Regions from separate parts of the Homo sapiens genome. Here region 1 is linked to region 2. The links are chromatin loops, found by intact Hi-C in ENCODE. Cell type or tissue: mammary epithelial cell. All regions are shown on one strand. Each heading gives the region's core, and the rest is flanking DNA. Links, peaks and the distances in the headings are about the cores only.

Evidence for each region. Peaks named below come from ENCODE experiments on the same cell type or tissue, not always from the same donor. Only the 100,000 strongest peaks of a DNase experiment are listed, where the experiment ranks them.
Region 1: a loop joins it to region 2, with 38 times the contacts of the local background. A loop is called at or near these places in 4 of 110 quality-filtered maps.

What each region holds. Positions count from the first base shown.
Region 1 is chrX:152,810,882-152,822,745 of GRCh38, reverse strand. No RefSeq gene overlaps it. Among named protein-coding and RNA genes, the nearest start is that of CETN2, 14 kb to the left of the region's middle. RefSeq lists an enhancer at 2,353-3,552. In mammary epithelial cell, for the core only: a CTCF peak has its summit at 5,455 (motif pointing right); no DNase peak of the experiment used is centred there.
Region 2 is chrX:151,707,284-151,719,147 of GRCh38, reverse strand. FATE1 (fetal and adult testis expressed 1) reads right to left here and starts at 3,113. Exons shown (of 5, transcript NM_033085.3): 1 at 2,923-3,113; 2 at 1,749-1,876. The coding sequence starts at 3,028. In mammary epithelial cell, for the core only: a CTCF peak has its summit at 5,116 (motif pointing left); no DNase peak of the experiment used is centred there.

The DNA of each region.
Region 1 (11,864 bases), core at 1,677-9,676, 1.1 Mb before region 2:
CCAGGGCTGCTCAACTTTATTTTATGTTTTTGTCACACCTTTGAATACTAGAATTTTGACAATATGCTAGAAGGAAGTAATACACTCAAAACAACAGTTTAACGAGAATTGCAACTTAGTCACTACTCTAGGCCAGTAGGCAGCCCACTATACACTTAGTCACCCTTCAGTTGGACTGGACCGGCTTGCTGTCCAGATGGTGTCAAGTTCCTGCACAGTGCAGAAGCTACCCCTTTTTGAGCTAGCTCCTCCATCACCATTAGTGAGAAGTATCTTACAGCAGGTTGCTCCTTTCTCCACTCCATGTCTCATGACCTGCTTAGTTCATCGTCCTACATGCTGGAAGCCGCTGGAATGGCCACATCTTCAGTTGTAGCAAAAATAGTGCCTCTGCATCAGCTGCAGCTGTGAAGCTGAGACATCATCCTTGTGTGCCATGCTCGGACATATCGGACCCATTTGCTGACCCAAATCTCTGTCAGTAGCCCTCCAAATTCTTATGTGGGTTTGTGGACCCATTTCAAAGAACATCGCCATCAGCACTTGCTGTATCTGGAGCTAAAGTTACCCTCATTTCTAGCTTTTCCCTGCAGCCTCCCAGTCATCTGGTCTTCCAAGCCTCTCCTTAACCACCACCGTTTGCCTTTATCTTTCTGATGCAGTGGTTTAGAGGATTGATGTCATTTTCATTTTCTTTTTTGTCTTTGCCTTATATGTCACCCAGACTTTCCCTACAGTATTCACACTCATCCACCCCTTTCTTTTTCATTTCTGAAGCCACCACCTCAACTCAAATTCAGATTGCTGAAATGTCCTCCTAGCTGATTTCCCTGTCCTGTCTTTTCCCAAGACAATCTGCAGTACTGTCTTTGTCATGCCATTATTTTGCTCAGGGAAGAGACCTAGCCTTTTGATTCAGCCGCCCCTGGTTAAAATCCCAACTCTTCAACCCAGCAGCTGTGGTTTTGGGGGAAAGGATTCAACCCCCTCAAGCCTCAGTTTGCTCATCTAGAAAACAAAGGTGCAGAGAGGTCAAAGACAGCAAACAAAGGCTAGCGTAGAGCCTGATGCCTCTTTGCCACAGATGATGGCTGCTCATTAATTAGCCTGTTTTTCTTTTTCCCTCTGACTTGGACACCGTGTCCTTAATACATGTCTATGTGTGTTTCCCTTCATATAAAGTTAGTTGCTATATATATATGTACTCATGTCTCTGTCATTGTCCCTACTGAAATATTGTCCCCCCATCTTATCCCAAATCTGTGTTCTTCTCCTTGTGAAACTCCTCCTCAGAGCTCCCTCCTTCCAGAAAACTTGTTTTCAAATAGAGGACTGCGTCCCAGCTGGAATTCTGGAAGACAGCAGTCTTGCAGATATGTCCCTTGCCACTAGGTGGGGTGCCAGGACAGAGAGGTTCTGAGGCAGTGCCACTAAATTACCTTGAATTCAGCAGTGGTTTAAGCTGGATCTTCCTAGTGCCCCAAGAGGGCTGTGGTCTCATTTAGCCTTGGAGGGCTGTGGTCTCATCTAGCCTTGGGGTGTGATGGAGATAATGCCACAGTGGGGAGAATCCTGGTGGGGCTGTGGACCCCTTGGAAAAAGTCACCAGGTGTGGGCACTGATGGAATGACAGGTCATTTGAATGGATACCCTATTAAGTCTAGCTATAAGTGAACAAAATGATACATTTGCATTTTTGAGTGTGAGCGATCAAGATTGCTTACCTGCTACATGGGCTCATTGAGACTCCCTAACTACTTTGAACACTTCTCAACAGAAGAGAGCAGGGTGCCTTTGATGTCATCATAGCCGGGCTTTGTGCCTGGTACAATGCTCCATCCATCCATCATCAGGTTTATTAACTTACTAAGTTTGTTGATCCTATAGCAAGGATTTATTAACTCATTAAAAATGTCTAGCATTCTGTGGCTCTTTTTCTTCCTGACCATTATCCCTTGTTATGAGTTGAATTGTGACCTCTAAAATTCATATGTTGGTGTCTTAACTGCTAGGACGTCAGAAGGTGAACTTATTTGGGGGTAGGGTATTTGTGGAGGTAATCAAGTTAGAGTGAGTTTACAACAGTAGGCCTTAATCCAATACAACCAGTATTTCCTTATATCAAATAAATATATAAATAAATACTGGAAATATATACATATATGAATACTGGGAATATACATATATAAATAAACACTAGGAATATATAAATATTTCCAGTATTATAGTGCAAAATATATATATATTTACAGTATTTATTTCCTTATAAAAGGAGAAATTTGGACAGAGACACAGACACGTGTAGAGGGAAGATGATGTGAAGGGACACAGGGCAAAGACAGTCATCTTCATGCCAAGGAGAGAGGCCTGGAACACATCCTTTCTTCACAGCCCTCAGAAGGAGCTCACCCTGCTGACATCTTGATCTTTGACTTCCAGCCTCCAGAACTGCAAGACCATGTAGTTGTGTTGTTTAACTCCTCAGTCCATGGGTACTTTGTTACAGAAGCCACAGGAAGCTCATACATCCTCTCTTTTACTGAAGAACTTTCTCTGTTCCCCTAAGTGTCTCAACCAGAAGTGCACACAGTAATGTTGATGAAACAAAAGCTGAACTTGGAATCTATGCTGCAGAACTCATGACTTCATGGACACTGGATGTGGCCTCTCCTGAGAGATCCATGAGCCCCTGGGTGTGTGCAGCATTGCTACCAGAAAGCTTTCTTCTCAACTTGGAGACTGAACTTGAACATGCACGTGAGTCCATCTCCTTGCGAGATGTTGGATGTGGGGAAATATTTGTGCAATCCCTCATACAAATAGATCCAGAAGGTAAACCAATGATTAAAACTGAGTCAGCAAACCATGGGAACGATGAATAAGCAGAGGCAGGGTGACAGAGCCTCCGGATGTCGTTGGTGGTGGGATTTTCATGTCTAACCTACTATATGTAGTCTAAGAGACATGTTTTCAGGGTGAACGGGGCTATCTGAAAGACAGATGCCAACCTCGTAAGAGGCATCGTGGGGTAGCAGTAAAATGTCTCTAAAGCTGAATTTCTGGGGTTCCACCACTGGCTCTGCTCCTACTAGTGACTAGTGCAAAATGAGTGACCTGTAGCAAGTTACCCAAAGCCCCAGTACCTCGTTTGTTTCATCTGTCAAGAGTGAGGGTGGTATTAATATAATCTACTTCAAGGGCAGTTGTGAGGATTAAATAAGCTACATGACAGTCAATCAATACATATTTGTTGAATGAATACACTAAGAATTTGGCTGCAATCTTCAACTCTAGGGTTAAGGAGTTACATCATTAATCCAAGTGCTGCAATTGAGGAATATACCCTTAGAACAGGAGTTTCTAACCTGGGGCACTTGGATTTCAGGTGTCCATGAATCGCCTGGAGGAGAATTCCTGAAATTTCCTTAAATTCCCTGAAATAATGCACATGTGGCAATTTTCATCAGATTTGTTCAAAGAGTTCACGAGCCAAGATTCACACCCACTGCTCTAGATTTGGACATCATTCTGGGGGGCATGGAGAAAAATATGCAAACCCATAGCATTGTGCCATAGCTCTGTGTGTGTGTGTGTGTGTGTGTGTGTGTGTGTGTGTGTGTGTGTGTTTGGGGGTGGGGGCTGGTTTAGAGATCCTCTGTCCATACAGACATTGGCTGAGTTCAGCCTGCTTCCTGGCCCTTCGGGATTTTTTTCAGTGAGGCAGCTCTAGCATTATTTTTATGCCATGCCTGAGGGCATGAGGCTGCTGCTTCCTTGCTGCTCTGGGGCCTGGGGATCTCTATGACGCTTTCTCTGTCACTATCTAGACATCCCCTGCAATCAATCGCTCCTTGGAGCCTCTGGGATCTAGCAACTTCACCAGCTGTCTGGATTTCCCGCTCTCTCTCCTCCCTCTCCTCCAACTTTTCTTTAGCTTGAAGATCAATCTTCTGGAAGGAAAAATGCCAACAAAAGAGGATTTATTTTCTTCCAAGAAATTGCTCTCACACTTCCTTACACTGACTAAAAGGCATTTTACTTATCTGTCTTCAGCATTTTCTTAAAGCCTCAATTCATTTTCAGCTTTAGCTTTCCCCAGATTAATTATTCGTTAGGATCCACACCATTTCGTATGTGCTTTTTATCCATCACTAGATCTGTCCCCTCCTTCTATCTTTTGCATTTATTCATTTATTCATTTATCCACTCACTCAGCAAATACTTAGCACCTATTCCGATCCAGGCCTTGCAGAGAAAAAAAATAAAGTCCCTGGCCTCGTGGAATTTACATTTTAGTGAAGAAGACAGGAAACAAGCTCAAACAAATAAAGGGGGGTAAGGAGGCGGAAATGGATGGAGGGGGTGCTATTTTGGGGAGGGTGGTCAGGGAAGGCCTTGCCATGAAGCCCTGTAAGGATCTGGGAAAGAGTGCCCAGGCAGATGGAACAGCAAGTGCAAAGGCCCTGAAACAGCAACAGGCTTGGCACAAGTGAGGAACAGTGAAGAAGCATGTGTGGTGGCAGCAGGAGGCAGGCAGTGAGTCAGGCCTCACAAACCCCATAAGGTAAGGGTATGTTCTATGGGGGATGAGGAGTCATCACGGGGTTCTGAGCAGGAAAGAAACCCGAATAGCATTGCCACTGCACTCTCTTTCTCTCCAGTTTGGCCTACACGCTTTTGTTTTTTTCTTAATCTTTCTTGCTTAGAATTTTAACTGCCTATAATGCCCATCCGGACAATTGCTCAAGGCACCAGAGCTTCCTGCTATGGGTTCAGGCTCCCTAAAAGGCCCATATGGCTAGTGTGATGGTTAATTTTATGTGTCAACTGGACTGGGCCACGGAGTGCCCAGACATTTGGTCAGACGTCATTCCCGGTGTGTCTGTGAGGGTGTTTCTGGATGAGATTAGCATTTGAGTTAGGAGACTGGGTAAAGATTGCCACCCATTATGTGGGTGGGCCTCATCCAGGTAGTTAAAGGCCTGAATAGAAAAAAAAGGCCAACTCTCCCCCAAGTAAGAGAGAATCCCTCCTGCTTGAAGGCCTTCAAACTGGGACATTGGCTTTTTCCTGCCTTTGGACTCAAACTGCAGCATCGGCTTCTCTTGAGTCTTGAGCCTGCTGGGCTTTGGACTGGAACTATGTCATCAGCTCTCCTGGGTCTCAGGCCTTCGAACTCTGACTGGAACTACATTATCAGCTCTCCTGGATCTCCAGCTTGCCAACTCACCCTGCAGATCTGGAAACTTGCCAGCCTCCATAACAGTGTTAGTCAGTTCCTTATAACCAACTTGTATATATTTATATATAATATAGACATAGATTTATATTTATAATCTAAATATATATGTTTAAATATGTATATTTATATGTATTATGTTACTCCTTACAAATGTATCTATCTTTCCTATTGGCTGCTGCTCTGGAGAACCCTGATTAACACAGGCAGCAGAGGGCGATCTCTCACCAAACACTGGCTGTTTCCCACGTTCGTCCTGTTGGATAGTTGTTTTCTCTGAAGGGGTGAAAAATCTTCCTCATTCCTTTTTTTTCCAGACAAAAGAAGGTAATTTCAGAGAAAGAGAGAAGCATAAAGAGTTGTTGGCATATGTGATAGGAGAAGTTCAGCTCAGATCAGGCCTGAGACGACCTAGGCAATGCATTCTACATGAGGCAGACACCAAAGTTCTTCTGCTAGTGACTTCAGCCAACACAGCATACTCTTCCTGGAAATCAAAGACCACGTTATAACCAGCAGTACAAGCTAAAGGGCAAAATTTTCGAAGTGGAACTTCTCTAACAGAAAAAAACAACAACAACAGTGGAACAGTTGGAAAGAAGGAAGAAAACTGACAGTGACAGAATGGCTATGTTTCCATTACGCATAATCTTGCATTCACGCACACATAAGAATACAAATGCAAAACAACACAAAACAAAAAGCAGAATGATACAATGGACTTTGGGGACTTGGGGGGATGAGTGGGAGGGGGGTCAAGGGATAAAAGACAACAAATATGGTGCAGCGTATACTGCTTGGGTGATGGGTCCACCAGGTTCTCACAAATCTCCACTAAAGAACTTACTCATGTAACCAAATACCACCTGCACCCCAATAACTTATGGAAAAATAAAATTTAAAAAAAAAGAAATCTGTGTTTGCCCACGTATAATGAAGATATTTTCCTGTGTTTTCTTCTGTAAGTTTTATAGTTTTGTTTTCCATGTTTCGTGTCTATTTCATCTTAATTTTTTGGTGGGTGGCAAAATTTTCCTTCTGAACCCATATGGAGACTCATTTGTTCCAGCATCACTTATTGAATAGTTTACCTTTTCCCAACTGATTTATAAATATATAAAAATTCTGCCATAAAAAAAAATCCATATATGAAAAAAAAAGAACACAAATGCAGAGAACAAGATCAGGAAAGATGCATACCAAATTTTTAACAGTGATTTTCTCTGGAGAGGGGAAGGAGGTTGGACGTGGCTACAGTGAAGTGGATTTTTAAATTCTATTCTGGGTTTGAATTTGTCAGAACAAAATTGTATTCATATATAACATTTATACTTAAAACTGTTCTTAGATACAGCTTCACACATGCTAGGACACGCTAGGACGGCTATAATAAAAAAATAAGGAAAATAACAAGTGTTGGCAAGTATGTGGAATAACTGGAACCTGGATTTATTGCTGATGGGAATGTAAAATGGTGCAGCCACCTTGGGAAACAGTGTGGCAGTTCCTCAGACGGTTAAGCATAGAATTATGATATGACCTAGCAATCACACTTCAAGATATAGATGCAAAAGAATTGAAAACAGGGACTTGAAAAGATATTTATACACCAATGTTCATAGCAACATTATTCATTATAGCCAAAAGTAGAAACCCAAGTGCATCCCAACAGATGAGTGGATAAACAAGATATGGTCTAGCCATACAATGGAATATTATTGAGCCACGAAAAGGGATGAAACTCTCATACATGCTATAACGTGGATGTACTATTAAAAACTACGCTTCCTGATAAAAACCAGACACAGAGGACAAATATTATATGATTCCACTTATATGAGGTACCTAGAATAGGCCAATTTTAGAGACAGAAAGTAGAATAGAGGTCACTGGAGGCTCAGGTGAAGGGGAAAGAGGAGTTACTGTTGAATGGGCATGGAGTTTTTGTTGATAGTGACAATTTTGGGGTATAGATAGTGGTAAAAGTTACACAACATTGTAAATATATTTAATGCCACTGAATTAGCAACAAATTGTTACATTGAAAAAGATTGTGTTATATATATTTTACTACAATAAAAAACTGACAAAATACTTAAGAGAAAGGGGTGTTATACTATTATATCCAGTTGCACCCTTTCATAGAGGAGAGAACAGTGGATTCCAGGATCTAGAGAGGGGAAGCCTCAGTTTTATGGGTAGCGGGCTTGCATGAAGCAGCAAATGCTACAGAAGTTTCTCGCAGCTGGAATATAATGAGACATGAGAATCAGCTGTCATCAGGCTCACAGTAAACTTTGTGAGTGAATGGACTGGTTTTATCTTTGCTCATCATTGCAACCTTAGTTTCTAGCACGGTATCTGGTGCCTGTAGGCACTCGATAAACATTTATTGAATGAATGAATGTATGCATGAATATCTGTGACTTCCTAGTAATCTATTAAAAAAAAACTATCTGTCCCATCAGTTTGGGCTGCATTGTCAATCATTTGATGCATAATTAGAAGAACAGGCCCATAATGCAAATATTTGGTTGTCATTAGCATAGAGATAGTGTATTAGTTGGGCCAGGTTAATTGCTTCATCAAACAATTTCTGTATTTCAGTGAGCTGACTCAATAAAGGATTATTTTTCACTCATGTTCAAAGTCAGTGGGGGTGGGTTGGGGTGGAGGCCGGGCTCTGTTTTATTCAGGGTATTAGACATCCAGCTTCCTCTTGTCCAGTAGTTCCAGGGGCCCCTAGGCACTCAGAGATCTCCACTGGCATTTTTTTTTTTTTTTGGCACCGGGCTGGCAGATGAATGAAAAGAGAGAACATGGAAGATCACGTGTGAGGTTTGAGTGGCCAGACCTGCAAGTGTTAAACATCTCTTCTTCCCACATCCCATTGGTCAGAAGCTAGTGGCACATAATCAAAAGGGATTCCAGGAAATGTGGTCTAACTGCATGTAAAGCAGGAAAAGGAAACCGTGTTTGGTGAACATGCAGCATGGTCCATGTTGCAGGTAATGTTGGAAGCCATAGATGAGGGGGAGTGCTTCTAGGTAAACTGTGGTGAGCCTGTTAAGAGAATGTAACCCAGCCCCGAAATCCTAGGAGCTTCCGTGTTTAAGAAGTGGGAAGAGGAGGAGAGGCCAAGAAGGGGGATGGAAAATAAGGAAAGCAACTGCAGGAAACCCAAGAGGATGGAAGGGCACAGAAGCAAAGGGAGAGGAAGTGGTCACCTGGGTGAAGCTAGTGAAGGCTGGAGTTTGCCCTCTGGATTTAGCAACATAAGCTCATTGACCTTAGCAAGAGCAGTTTGTGTGGTGTGGTGGGAGTAGAAATAAGATTGCCGTGGCTTAGGATTGAAAAGTGGCTGAGGAAACAGAGGGCCACATGCAGACGTTTTGAGAAATGTGACCGTAAAAGGGTGGAAAGAGAGTTAGCATGGTAGCTAGTGGCCATGTGGGGGTGGCAGTGGGAGAATTTTCTTTTTTTAATGGGAAAGACTTGAGAATGTTTGATTGTTTAGATGAAAGAAAATACAGTAAGTAAGAGTGTGGTATACTACCAGGAACGAATAAATGGACTATTGGAACAGAAGAAATAGTCTTGAAACAGGCTTATGTGCATATGGCAATCTGGTTTATGGTAGGGGTGGTATTAAAAATTGATGTGAAATGATAGGCCGTTTCTGAGACAGACAGGCATGCACCTATGTATGTGGTAATCTGTGTATATTGTATACTTTCATTTTTCCAGAAAGGATTTAAAACAGCTTAAAAAGATGAATTCTATGCAATAGAGTAAGACAAGCGTTTAAAGAGGGAGAAAATGACGTGGGGACAATGAGGGGAAACATGCATTTAGGTTTTACAACTTTAAGTATCTCTTTGATGCTGACTGCTTTAAACGTCCGTGCTAAGCTGATGTTAAGTATTTTGATCAACTAGTGCTGTGATCTATTAGACTGATAATTCTTTATGTAACTTGCTCTGCAATGTCCCATTTAAGGCAGAGATTCATATTTATTCTGGACGTTGTTCTGAAAAATCATGCAGTTTCTGCTCTTTGCTCCGTGTACTGTGCGACAGCCTTTGACCACAAGCAATAAAACCTGACATGAACGTTAGACAGGCACTGACTGTTCTGGTAGCAGAAATAGCTTCTAAATCAGACAGCAAGCTTGGTTTCATTTTTATATAATCATATCTGTTCCTGACCCCAGATGGCACCCCATGAGCCATCTTCTGCTGTATTTACTCTGAACTCTTTCTCCTAAGCTGTTGGAAACCCCTAAGCCTTTGCTTATCCTTATGTCTACAATGTCCCTTTATTCCCTGTCTCCTCTCAGCAGACTCTTTACAAGATCTAGCTTACCTGTCTGTCACACACTCGAGGGGATGCTTTCAGGATTCCTCCATGCTGGATTTGTACTCTTCTCTGTGCTTCCCCAGCCCTTGTTCTCTTCATCATGGCACGGAAGCCTCGCAGCAGAGAGATGGGATTTTCTTTCTCTTTTTGTAAATAAAGATGGGAGTCTTGCTCTGTCACCCAGCCTGGAGTGCAGTGGCGTGACCTTAGCTCACTGCAGCCTCAAACTCCTGGGCTCAAGCAATCCTCCCACCTCAGCCTCCTGAGTAGCTCAAACTACTGTCACATGTCACCACGCCTGGCTAAAGAAGGTGGGATTTCTATTTAAAAATACAACTGCCATATCAACAAGAATGATGGTTCCATGGGAGTGTACATTTGTTAAATTTTTCACTAAGTTGGACACAATATCTGGGTAATTTATTGTATGTATGTTATACCCCAATAAAGCACCATTAACCTAAAATTGTTTTAACAAAAGAAGAAAGAAGAAAAATCTCCTTAACTATCTGCAGTTGCTTTTGCTTTTCAGGCGAGTAACATGGTTGTCCCTGGGTAGATAGCTCTTTGTTTAGGAAGATACCTGGCTGCCTCTGGGTTGAAATGAGGGAGTCACAGAGAGAGCTGAATTGCTCCTCCACATAAAGGCAACAGAATCTGTGATTTCCTGATGTAGCTACTTTAATAGTAAAGGAAGAATGTTCCCTTAGTGCTGGTGTTCATGAACCCCATGCACCTGGAACTCTGGTGTGTGACACTTATAAAGGCTTGTCATATTCACTCTTTTGTTTGGTCCTTAGGGTTAGGGTAAATGTTGATATGGCTCCAGAGTCCTTCTGTCAAAGGATCCAGCCACGGCAGTCCTCTTAGTCTAGGGCAGGAATGCAAACCACAGGGAAGCTTTGAGTCTGGGGTTGGGAGATCTGTGCCAGGAAGTCCCTGAGCCCACAGGGCAGCAGAGGGATGGGCATGCCTAGGAAAGGGATTCAGACCTTCTGAATTGGGCGAATTGGGGTGCAATTCCCCCTAGGCTGGTGGAGTGGAAAACACAGGCTTAGGGACAGATCAAGCTGCGTTCAAGTCCTGGCATGGCTGCCTACTGGTTTGACCCTGAGCAAGATAGTTAACCCCTTAAAGTCTTGGGCCCTTTCTCTGTGAAAGAGTCATAGGCTTTATTTCACAGGAGTGGGAGGAATGAAGGATGTTATACTAGTCTGCTCCAGCTACCATGACAAAGCATCACAGACTGGGAGGCTTAAACCATAAAAATGCATCGTCTCCCAGATCTGGAGGCTGGAAGTTGGAGACCAAGGTGTGGGCAGGGTTGGTTCATTCTGAGGCCTCTGTCCTTGGCTTGTAGATGGCCCACTTCTCCCTGCGTCCGCACATGGTTCTCCCTCTGCACAAGTCTGTGTCTGAATCTCCTTTTTTAACATGGACACCAGTCATATTGGATCAGGGACCACCCTAACGGCCTCATTCTATCTTAATTACCTATTTAAAGGCCCCATGTCTAAACAGTCACATTCTGAGGTACTAGGGCTTAGGAATTCAATATATGAATTTTGGGGGACACCAGATAGCCCCTAACAGGTGTTGTCCTGCTGTCACCTCCTCAGCTCCTATTCCAATTGTATTTTCTTAATGCTGTCTGCTTCCCTACGAGCCTGAGAGCTCCCTAAAGCCTGGATTTCTCCAGTTCTGAGTTGGATCCTTAGAACAAGTGAGGGAGCTGTGATTCCAGCTACCCCTACCTTTCTGCCACGGGAACCCCAGGAATGCCTTCCCACACTGAAGGCCTGTTTCAGTCTAGTTGCTGGTGCCTGAAAGCAGCTAAGTGCAAATGCATTAGCCCCTGAGGTGCACTTTCAGTCACGTGAACTTAGACTAAGTACATCTGCTCCCTACGGGTCAGCTTTCTCTCTTATAAAATAAAGGTTTTAGCTAGGACTGGCTATAAAACTTGTGGGGCCTAGTGCAAAATAAAAATTCAGGGCCCCTTGTTTAAAAATTATTAAGCATTTCAAGTCAGTGGCAGTAGAGCATTAATTCAAGCGTGCAGAGCCCTTCTAAGTGTGGGACGCTGTGTGACTGCTTAGGCTGCACACTCCTGAGACTGGCCTTCGTTCTAATCTTGGACCTTCTCTTGAAACCGAGCAGGTGTATACTGTGCGATAATCTTGGGAAAAGTGCTTTAGAAACAGCCAAGTGCTGGACTTGAAGGTTGCAAGCTTCCCAAAGTCTACTGTCTTCCTCTTCCTGGCAT
Region 2 (11,864 bases), core at 1,220-9,219:
TTCAATATAATGTCTATATTTTCAAACAGTCTACCTCTAGCCCTTGTAGTCAACTTTAATTAAACCAGAGATTATATCTCCCCTAGTCTCAGGGACATTAGTGGTTTGCAGGAGCCTGACCTCCTGGAGCAACTTGATTTGGCTTCTGTCTTTGGACACAAAAAGTCAACTCAATATTTGACTTATTTTTATTCCCAGGAAACCTCTAACCTGGAAGCTTTTTTTCTCATTCTTCACTGGGGCCACCCAATAAATCATTTCAGCAATCGAGTCTCCCTCCCTCTCCAACCTTATTGCCCCCCAGTAACTTTCAAACTTCACTGTGGTAACAGTAAAGCCACCATTTTCTAAAATTTTCCCTCATCCATCTGAATGTGGTGAAAAGCACTGGCTACAGAATGATGGGATTCGTGATTCCCTAAAACAGTCAGGTCTACCTCCTCTCCAAAATGGCTCAGTATCCTTTGCAACAATGTGGCCAGCATTTTTCTAGAACATTCAACACCCACAATGAATGTAGCTTAAAGTACAGAACTATGGGACTCACATGATTTCCTGGAGCAGTCAGGCCTCCCTCCCTCTCCAATCTTGTTGCCTTTTCCCAGCAGCCTTTGCAACAGCATAACAACAATTTTTCTAAAACTTTCCCTTACCTACAGTGAATGTAGCTAGCTAAAATGATTGGATACAGAACTGTGGGACTCACTTAATTCTGTAGAATAGTCAGGTTTCCCTCCCCCTCCAAAATGACTGTGTTTTCCCAATATCATTTGCAACATTATAGCCACTATTTGTTCTAGAACATTCCTTCACCCATATTGAATGTAGCTTAAAAGGATTGCCTACAAAATAGTCAGATTCACTTGCCTGGATTTCTTTCTTCTTTCTCTTTCTTTCTTTCTTTCTCTCTTTCTTTCTTTCTTTCTTTCTTCCTTTCTTCCTTCCTTTCTTTCTTTCCTTTTCCTTTCTTTTCCCCTTCCTTCCTTCCTTCCTTCCTTCCTTCCTTCCTTCCTTCCTTCCTTCCTTCCTTCCTTCCTCTCTCTCTCTTTCTTTCTTTCTTTCTTGACAGAGTCTCACTCTGTTGCCCAGGCTGGAGTGCAGTGGCATGATCTCAGCTCACTGCAACCTCTGCCTGCTAGGTTCAAGCAATTCTCATGCCTCAGCCTCCTGAGTAGCTGGGATTACAGGCATGTGCCACCATGCCCAGCTAATTTTTGTATTTTTAGTAGAGACGGGGTTTTACCATGCTGGCCAGACTGTTCTCGAACTCCTGGCCTCAAGTGATCCGTCCGCCTCCTCCTCTCAGAGTGCTGAGATTACAGGCATGAGCCACCATGCCAGTCCACTTGACTGGATTTCTTAACAGCCAGAAAGCATAGGAGCCTCACCTGACTTATTGTGTGTATACACGCGCACACACACACACACACGTACCACACACATAATTTTAAATACAGGAAAGCGTTATTTCACACAATAGATTTATAGAGTAAAGTATTTATGTACTCCCCATGCAATATTTGTTTCAGGCATTCTGAATTCCCAAGGTTGAACCCCCAGCATAGGAAAGGATGACCCTGACCTTTAATTGGAACTTCCTGTCCTCATTTGCCAGCTTGGAGCACAGGAGCTTCCTCCTCCTCACAAGTCAACGTCTAGCCCTGCCTGACCTGGTCAGGCTAGAGCCCCTACAACCAGTACTCCCAACCCCAACCTGGCCACCAAGTGCTGAGGACCCCATACAGTACCATTTTCTTGGGTCGGGTGGCAGTCATATTCCAAACTCGTTTGGCTGAAGCAGAGCCAGCAGCTTTTTGTTCCAACTTCTGCTTCTTCTGGGAGGCACCCCGGGACCGAGATCCAAGCTCCATCATTTCTAGAGAGAAGAACAGAAGCTCCAGGAGCACCCATAGAAGTTGCACCAGGGTTTCTTGGGCACAAAACACACCAAAAAGAAGACAGAGTCTCCAGCTTTCTTGGGAATCACTCAGCACCCATTAACCACTGTCCATCAGCTGATCCCAGGTCTCAGTTTGTTCATCTGTTCAAAAGTTAAACCGGAATTTCCTGAGGGCTGAGCTCGAGACTAGGTTACTCTCCAGTAACCTAGAGACCAATGACCAAGAACAAGATTCCAGCTATCAAGGAACTGACCATCTGTTTGTGTATAAGGGGGAATGACAGGTGTAAAACAGAAAGCAATCTATCCTTGCAAATGCAGACAGAGAGATGCAGGCTCCATAAATGATCAAAACAGGGTAACATAGTGGAAGGAAAGGGCTCCTCCTAGAAAAGTAGGAGACAGCAATTGAGGTGGGGACCTGAAGGAAAAAAAGGACCCAGCCCTGGGAAATTGAGGGAAAGAGCATTCCAGGCAGAGGAAACAGCAAATGCAAGGTCTTTGGGGGAAGAAGCAGGCTTGGAGCATCGTAAGAACAAACATAAATGCAATGTGATCTGGATCCCTTTGTGTGCTATAGAAATGGTATTTTCTGTCTATATCATAGCATGAAACGTTTTGAGGAGGCTGATACAATCTTATAGATCATGGAATTTGGATTTTCCTCCAAATGGCAGGAAAATGAATTGGAGGATTGGGAGAGAGAATTGATCTCTGGTCTCATAATTTGAGCCCTCTGAGTATTTTGCAACAGAGACTGTGGTGGCTTGGATAAGGGGGAGACAGAGGTACTACACATGTTGTTCCCATCCTCCTCCCTCCCAGGGAAAAATGCTCACATCATCTATCCCTTTTCCCCTAGCTCCCTTACATCAACCCACAAATCCTCGAAGCCCGGCCAACACACAGATGTGCAAACACTTCCGTGCACACATGCACCTTTTCCAACACACACATGCACAGGTATAGACACGTATCTACACAGTTGGCTGTAGCCTAGGGGTATTTTAGGGGATCCTCACCTGCTATCACCAGGTGCTCTTGGTTTTCCCCTTGGCGTCCATGATTCAGTTCTTCTGCCAGGGACATTTCCATCTCCGCCTTGGTGTTGGGAGGGCCTCCTGCCATCACAACCAGCTGTTCTCTTGTAAGCTATGGCTAAGGATGCACAGGGTGCCAGGAACAGAGGAGTCACACTCAGAAAATCACCTCTTCCGGAAACAGGAGCTCAAGGAAGATATAGTCAGATCTGGGGGTGGAGTGAGACTCCCTCTCTAGGCTGAGGCCTTGGACACAGTACTTTCTGTTTCTATTGTATCTTGCTGGCTAGGTCAGTGGCCTTCTCCTCTGCTACTCTGTAAGCAACTTAGGAGAAGAGATACAATTCCGTGCCTTTGCCTGTGAGAACTGCTCTGGCTCATGAATCTCCATATTTAGCCCATGGGGAGAAGGGTGGGGTCCACCCTCCATCATTTCTATGAAGAAACAGGGATTGGCACAGGGTCCGAGAGCCAACAGTGGCCACAACAGAGTTAGGTGCTAGCAATCCAGGCCATACCACACCTTCAGAAGGGATTCTCTGGAGAGCGTATCCTACCTCCCCCATCCAGAGTCCCCAGACACGGGAGGTAGCCTTTTCCTGAAGTAGGTCAGCCTAGGCAGGAGCCATAACAAAGGGAGAGAAGGGCAAGAGAGGTGGGACCTGACTGCAGCCACTAGAACCCCCAGGGGCCTCAGGCCCTGCACCTTCTAAGTCCCAGTTCTCCCTCAGCTTCCCTACTGATTAGACCACTGTGATGGTCAGGTTTATGTGTCACCTGGCCAGGTTCTAGTCCCCAGTGACTCCATCAAACCCTAGTCTAGGTGTTGCTGTGGAGGCATTTTGTAGCTGTGGTTGGCATCTACAACCAGTGGACTTGAAATAAAGTAGAGACCCATCCTCGATGATGTGAGTGGGCCTCACACAATCAGCTGAGAGGCCTGAAGAGCAAAGACTGAGGTTTCCCAAAGTAGAGGTAATTCTACCCCAGGACTGCAATGTCAACTCTTCCTTGAGTTGCCAGCCTGCAGGGCTGCCTTGCACATTTCAGACTTGTCAGCCCCACAATCGCATAAGCCAATTTCTTAAAATAAATTTCTATATACTTGTGCATATGCAGATATATACATACATACATGCATACATACATACATACATACATACATACATACATACATATATACATCCTATCAGTTCTGTTTCTCTGGAAAACCCTGATTGCTACAACTACCTGTGGTGAACCCTTCATTCTAGGAAACAACCCCAGAGCCCCTGGGGGAATAGGAGGCTATTTGTAAAAGGAATCAGGACAGGTTTATATAAGGTTCCTTTTACAAATAGCCTCTTCTTCCCCCAGAGCCCCTGGGCCAGGTGGGAGGAAGAGGAGGAAGGAAGGAGGAAAAGAAGAAGGAAGGGAGGAAGGAAGGAAGGAAGGAAGGAAGGAAGGAAGGAAGGAAGGAAGGAAGGGAGAGAAAGTGGAAACGAAGGGGCCAGGAGTAGCTGAGATAGGGCGGCATGGTCTGAGGCTGCCTGCCCCCTGCCCCCACCTCACCTGTCCAGCTTGGGAACCAGAGCTGATATAGGCCCTGCCTGCATTCCTGGGGGCCCCAAAGAAGCCCTTCCCAGATCCAGTGGAGCAGCTGTGATGAAATTCGAGCTTTCTGGAGGGCCACCTTGGGAGCAGAGAAACTGCTGAGTGTGCTCAGCTCAGTGGGATTCAGGAGCCTGGGAAGCCCAGCCAGATTGAGCAAATGAAAATATAGGTACGAAGTACATTTAAATTTCAGATAAACAACAGTATAAGTATTCTCTCGTACACTAACTTTTGGGACATATTTACACTAAAGAATGATTCATGGATTGATTTGACATTGAAATTTAGCTGCATATCCTGTATTCCATCTGACAATCTTATCTCACTATGACTTCAAGATTTTACCTTGGGCAAGTTTCTCGCTTCTTTTGGTGTCAGTCTCCCCCATGGACAAGCCTCCCTACAGGGTGGCTGGATTGTGAGGAGCACTCAGAAGTCAGCAAAGCTAGAGCAGTGTGGGCACTGGCTTGCCACAGGGCCTCGGGCTATGGAGGCCAGATTTCTGTCTCGCTATCAACTGGCCCTGGTGGGGCTTCTTGGGCACAGGAGCACAGGGTCCAGGTGCATGTGGAGGCACTGCCCCCTGGTGGCATAGGAATCCACCACCTAAAGCCAAGCAAAGAGGGTGGGAGAATTCCTTCCCAATCCCTGAACCCCCAATGCCACTCAAAAACCCCAGCATCTCACCCCCTTAGCATGCCTTCCTTTCTTGGATTGAGTGCCAAGGACAACTTGGAGGTGACGAGAGTTTGCTATGTGCCTTTGAACTTGTCTCTTAGCATGCTAGCTAATTATAATTTCATAATTATCATCTGCATGGTAATCTCCTTTTGAAATGGCCCTAAATTCGTACTCCAACCATTCTGAAAAGCCCCCTACCCCAAAGTCTGTGTGCTAACCTCAGGGCCTCGAAGGACTAGAGCACCTGGGATACAGAGAGAGACCTTTCAAGTCTCACACGGTGCCTGGGTCCAGGAAGATGGCACATGGCCAAGTGTACATAACAGGCTGCAGAGCCCTAACACTCCAGTGGAAGGTTCTGCTCACCCAAAGGTTCAACAGATGCTTCTTCATAGGGGAAAGAAGGGTCCAGAACATACCTGGCTTGTATGTGTGTCTATATGTTTTCAGTGTTCAGTGTTTTGCACAATTGAGATCACCTACATCTGAGGTGTGTGCCATATTCTGCAACTTATTTTTTCAAGTGAACCATGTGCTTTGGGGAATCTCTCCGTGTGAAAACAAATCTACCTCATTTCTTCTCAGCCCAGCATAGCATTTCCCTACACAGCTGCCTCCCCTTGCTCCTTTATTGACTTGCTCATGGATATTTTGGGTGTCTAGAGCTTTTATATTTTTAGAAACAATGTAGCACTGAGCATTCCTGAACATGTCTCTCTGCACACATAGGTAAATGGGTTTGCACAGCAGGTGCCTATAAGTGGAATTGTGGGGTTCTAGGGTATGTGTGTTGATGATTTTGACCTATATGGACCAATATTGTCAAAGGAGCCTCCAAAGAGCCTGCACAAAGTGAAGCCTCACCTAGAAGAAAGTCCGTGTTTCTTCCCAGTCTGATCAACAGGAATATTATGCAACTATTTAAAAGGCTTAATGGGTGAAAAATGATATCCATCTCATTGTTGCTTTAATTTATATTACTTTAATTATGAATAATCCTGAGCAATTTTTCATATGTTTATTGATCTTCTGTATTTCTTTCCCATGAACTGTCTGCTGGAGGGTTTGGATCTTTATTAAAATAAGAGCTATTTTATTAACAGAAAAGAATAAGACAAAAACTCTCCCTCCTTTCAAGCTAAGTATCTCCAAAGGAAATGTATCATCTTTTTCCCTAAGGGGGATCGTGAGCACAGAGCCTCCACTGGGGACCAAACAAATAAAGTTAATTGCATCCAAGCTTTTGCTGAAACCTAGAGGGCATCCAGCCACCCACGGAGCAGGTGTCCAACTCAGGCTGCTGCCTGCCTACCTGTCCATCTGCCCTTGTGTCTGTCTGTCTTCTCTGCCTGCCCCCAGCCAGCCTGATCATCTGCCTCCAACAGTGCCTTCCAACCACTAGCTTCTTCCAGCTGTTCAGTCAGCTGAGCACTCTGCTCCATTTCCCAGCGGCTCAGGGTCGCAGCTCTGTCTGCCCCCAGCTCCCACCTCCCTTGCAAGCTGCAGCAGGAGATGGCAGGAACCTAGCCCAAAATCAGCACATCTGTGAGTGACTCAGAACCCTGCCACTGGGACATCTTAGGCAGGTTGCTTCACCTGCTTGGAGCCTCAGTTTCCCATGTTCACGTGGAAGTTTCAGGGAGGTGTGTGGGGGCTGCCTGGGCTTCAAGGCAGACTCTACTGTTCTTCATCCAGAGCAGCTCAGCTCTTACCACTTTCTTATATTGGGGCTTTATGTAAGAGGTCGTTGAAGCCAAATGTCTTGAAGGAAAGTAAAAAAAGCCACTGGGTGTGATGACTTCCTATCTCCCAGCCCTGCTGAGAGCCCAGTCTCAGGCAGCTACAGCCCCAAACCCAAGCAAATGGGTGCACCTGGATCTTTCAGGCAGCTGAGAGCTTCCTCTTGGCTTGTTAATGAACCTTATGGACCTGTAAACAATTCTCCTTCCTGCTCCTGGAAGCAGCTGGTACTGAGGTCATCCCTGGAGCCACAAAGCCCTCCCTGCGCCAGAGAGGAAGGGGAAAGGAGACTAGCAGAGTCTTGCATCTCTCCCGCCTCTCCTTAAAGAGGCAGGAAGGACAGACAGAAGGATTCAGGGTCAAACTGCAGGGACCATAGCTGGCCCAGGGAAGGAAGGCCACCTTGTGAGCAGAGAGAGGGAAATAAAAAGTAACAGGGCCACTTAGGGCAGCCCTTAGGACCCACTCCCATGGGGACAGAGCCACCTTGATTTCTAGCTTTCTGCCTTGAATCAAGATTGCCTGTGTGCTAGACACTGGGGATGGAGATGAGGTCCCTGTCCTCACGAAGTTCATGCTGTAGTGAACAGAGAATCAAATGGACAGGAAAGAAGTCCATCTCTCTGTGGGGACAGTAGCAGGCAGTTGTTTGTGTGGCGGCCATGCCCTTAACCCTGCTGCACTCTGCCTGTCTTGGAGTGTGGTGGGTGCTCACTATAGCTTGGCAAACCTAAGAAGGAGGGGCGCAAGGGAGATCTGTCCCAAGCAATGTCCCTGGCCTCTGTAGCCTCTGACTGCACACCTCCTGGGGCAGCTCGCTACCTCCCAAGGGGGCTGAGATCAGTAGAAACGTCTTCCCTGCATGGGTGGAAACTCTGGCACAGTCTGGGGGGTGGGGGAGGAGCAGCTTCAGCAGAAGGAAGTTAAAGATGCAGACACAGAGTCAGCCTTGGCTTTCAAACCAGCAGGTAGGACTGCGGTTGCTGAGATGCTAAGTGGTTCCCAAACAACCCAGTCCTCCAGGCTTAGGGGTCCAGAGACCATCCTGCTGTGCCTCTGAGTTCCTTCAGAACAGCACCTTGAGATTCCCCCTGAGAAAGGAAGGCTCTCTCAGCAGCTCAGGTGGAGCTGCAAAGAGCTCAGCGTAATTGTTGTTGGTTGACTGCCTTAGAAACAACTCGGGACCACCCTGCATGTGACAAAGAACAGCACCCAGAAAGAGGGGAAATTCGCCTCCCAGCGCAGCCAGTTGCTGTCACTGCCTGCTCCTTCTTCTGCCTTCTCCTTTTCTCTTCACTGGCCCAAGAAATCCTTCCCCCAAAAGCTGGCAGAAGGTTCAGAGACCCAGAGGGGTTTGTTTCCTGCCTATCTGTCACACTGTGGCCCAGTGTCACCCTGCCCCCAGCTGAGAGGCTAGGGCACTTTGCTCTTATGTCCAGAGATCCCTGGGAGCTGGTGGGAAAGAGTCTCTTTCCTGATCCTCAGGAAGGGGGTTTGAGCAAGGTGACCTCACAAAATCCTTGGCCTCGGCTGTGTGGTGACTCCTCAGATCAAAATGCATCTGCTTTTAATTGTTTCTGTGCCCAATGACTGAATTGTGATGTGTATGTAAAAATCAGGAGAATCAGAGGCCGAAGGAAGAGGTAGAAAATGTGGTACAAAACCTCAGAAAATGACCTGCTCAAAACACAAGCAGCAGCTGCCCCTCCAAGCTGGAGAAAGATGTTGGAGAGGAGGAAGAAGGCCCAAGGTGGGAAGCACAGCCCTGAGAAGCTGCATGGGTTTTTTTTTCAGACAGGAAGCTAATGACAGGTGTTCCCATCTATGAAGTGGTTACTATTCCCAGTATGCCCCCATTTTACAGATGGAAAAGCTGGACAGAGGCGGGAAGAGAGGGCTGAGATATGATCCAGTTCACTGATTCAGTGATAAACCAAGGCCATCACACTAACACTCCAGGGTGCTCGCTAGACCAAGAGGAAGTCCCAAGGAGGAGGTGGCTCCAGAGCATTTCAGAAAACATCCTCCAGCCCCTATTCTACTCTGACCTGCCCTTCACTCTTAGAAGATAGAGACCAACAGAGACCTTGTCTGCTTTGTTTGCTGGCTCCTCAGCACTTAGCGTGCTTCCTGGCATATTAGAAGATCACTAAATAGTGGTTGGATTGGAATGACCTGAATGTTAAAAAACAAAACAATCCCCCCTTAGCATCTTGTCTTTTGCCGCTAAACTTTCTCAACTCCTGGAAAGTGTTGCCTCCATCATATGCACTGTCTCCACTTGTTACCTTCCAGGCATCCCACTGCTCATTCTAGTCTGGCTTCTTCAGTCACCATGGAACTGAAATCACCCCTTGCCGAGGTCACCGATGACCCCCTGATGGCTCCATACAATGAGTTCACTTTGGCTGTCATCTTCCTTGGCTTCTTGAAAGCATTTCACATCATTGTCCACTGTCTCCTTCTAGAAACACTCTAGTCCTTCGGTTTTCAGGGCTCCATATGCCAGTGCTTTTCTTCCCACCTGTCTGGCCTCCCTCCTGGGCCATTAGGTCCACACTCAAGACCACTTGTTGTCTTTCTGGGACCTCAAGCAATTCTGATCTCTCCTGTTGCAGCCTAGGCCTCCCTCCTCAACTACACTCAAATGCGCTATACACCACACATGCAACACGTCAACTCAAACCTGTGGTCTTTTGCTCCCCTAAACCTGCTCTTCCTCAACTGTGACCCTTTCCAGGGAATGGCCCTACCATCTACTCTACTGTCTGAGCCCCTAAACCTGAAAGTCCTCTGGGATTATTCACTACCCCTTCCCAACGCAATCAGTCACCATGCATGGTTCTGCCTCCTGAATAGAGAATTCAGTGTTTCTTCCAATGTGACCCAAAGATCCCCTGCAGAAGAATCAACTGAGTGATTTGGTCACAATGCACATGGCTGGCCCAACCCTGGACTCAAGGTATCAGACTCTGAGGGTGGGGTCTGGAGATCTACATTCTAAGCAATCAGATAGTCTTGTGCCCATCAAAGTTTGAGTAAAAACCTTCTCAACAGTCTATCTCTCTCTGTCTCTTCCGTCATCAGCCTCATCCATCCCAGCGCTGTCTCTTGCCTGGGCGATGGCAATAACCTGACCTCCCTGACTTCTCTTATTCTTCGGCTCCTGCAGCCTGTTTTCCACATGGCTGGCAGAGCATGCCTGGCCATGCCCGCTTGCTCCTTAAGGCACCCCTTGGTGGCCTTCGCTTATCACTAGGGTAAAGACTACAGCTCTGAATACTGCCTAAAGGGCCTCACATAGGCCGACCTCCATGTATCTTGCAAATCTCATCTTGCACAGGTCTTTCCCCTCATGCTACCCTGTCTTCTGTTTCCTTAAAACCAAGATGGACTTGCTGAACTCCAGGCCTCTTCACGTGCTGCCCCTCTGCCTGTCTGAATTGTCTTCCATGGTCTTTGCTTGGCTGATTGCTACCCATCCTTCACTTTGGTTGGCCGTGGCTTCCTCAGGAAGACTTTCTCTGGAAGCCCCCAGCCCCACCCCCCTGGACTTCCCCTAGCATAAAGTTCATCATGCACTATTGCTACAGCTGTTCTGATGTTTCCCCCACCCAGCTATGCCCAGAGCTCCAGACAGCCAGGACCTGCATGCCCCAGCTTGTGGAGCACCATGCTCTGCCAGCACCCACCCCTAGATGTCCTATCAGCCCAAGGACCCAGCAGTGCCACCACCAATTGCCCACCCACTGGGCTCCTGTGACCCCATGCAACCAGCCTGATATGAAATGTTACCCAGTCTCTATTTTTATAGCTCGGAAATCCTAGTGAAACCGAACCCATCACACAGTTTGAGCTCTTCAGAGAAAATGCTGAAAGTTAATGTCATTGGAGCTGGCGGTGTTGTGATCCCCCAAAACAATGTATTTTGTCTGTAAAAACAACCTGTGGGGCACCAACGTTGTGTCTATTCTTCAGGCTTTGGGTTCTCACATCACTTCCCACAGAAGAACCCTGGAAGAAGCATTCTGAAGCCCACTTCTCCTTTCCCAACTCACCTGCCCTGTGGAGACTTTTGGCAGCTGTCCCAAGTCTGTCCAGCTTGGCAGGGAAGAAACTGCTTTGGGGACTGGTTGGAGACTGACAAGGTGCCCCTCTGTCTTTGCCAGCATCTCAGAGAAGCTATGATGTTCACCCTTCAAGATTTTCCAGAATGTGCATCATGTGCTTAGGTTGGAGGAAGGAGCAACAGAGTCTTCCTCTCATGAGTGGAGCATTATGAGCCAAAATTTGTCCCCCTAAAATTCATATGTTGAAATTGTAAACCCCCAGGACCTCAACATGTGGCTGCAGGAGTAATCAAGGAGTAATTAAGTGGAAATGAGGTCAGTGGGGTAGGACCTAATCCAATCTGACTGGCATCCTTATAGGAAGAGGAGATTAGGAGCACCGAAAAGAACAGAGGGACAATACTGTGAAGCCACAGGGAGAAGATGGCCATCAGCAAGCCAAGGATACAAGCCTCAAAAGAAATCAACCCTGCCAGCACCTTGACCTCAGACTTCCAGCCTCTAGAACCTTGAGAAAATCTTCTGTGGTTTAACCCCCCAGCCTGTAGTATTTTGTTTTGGCAGCCCAAGCAAACTAATACATGGAGCTTGGTCTCCGATTGTAGAACACAATCAGTCCACACGTTTTTAAAAATTGAACACTTACTGTGATCCAGGCTCTGTGCTGTGTTCTAGGGCAGAAGTGGTGAGAAAAGTTATATATGGTCCCTGCCCAAATGGGGTTACCAGTAGGGCAGGGAGAGGAAGAGGGCATTCTGGAGGGATCTATAGTCAACACAAAACCAACGCAAAGTCACCCTTCCCCAAAAGGGACCAGCAGTGCTAGGTGCATGGCCTGGG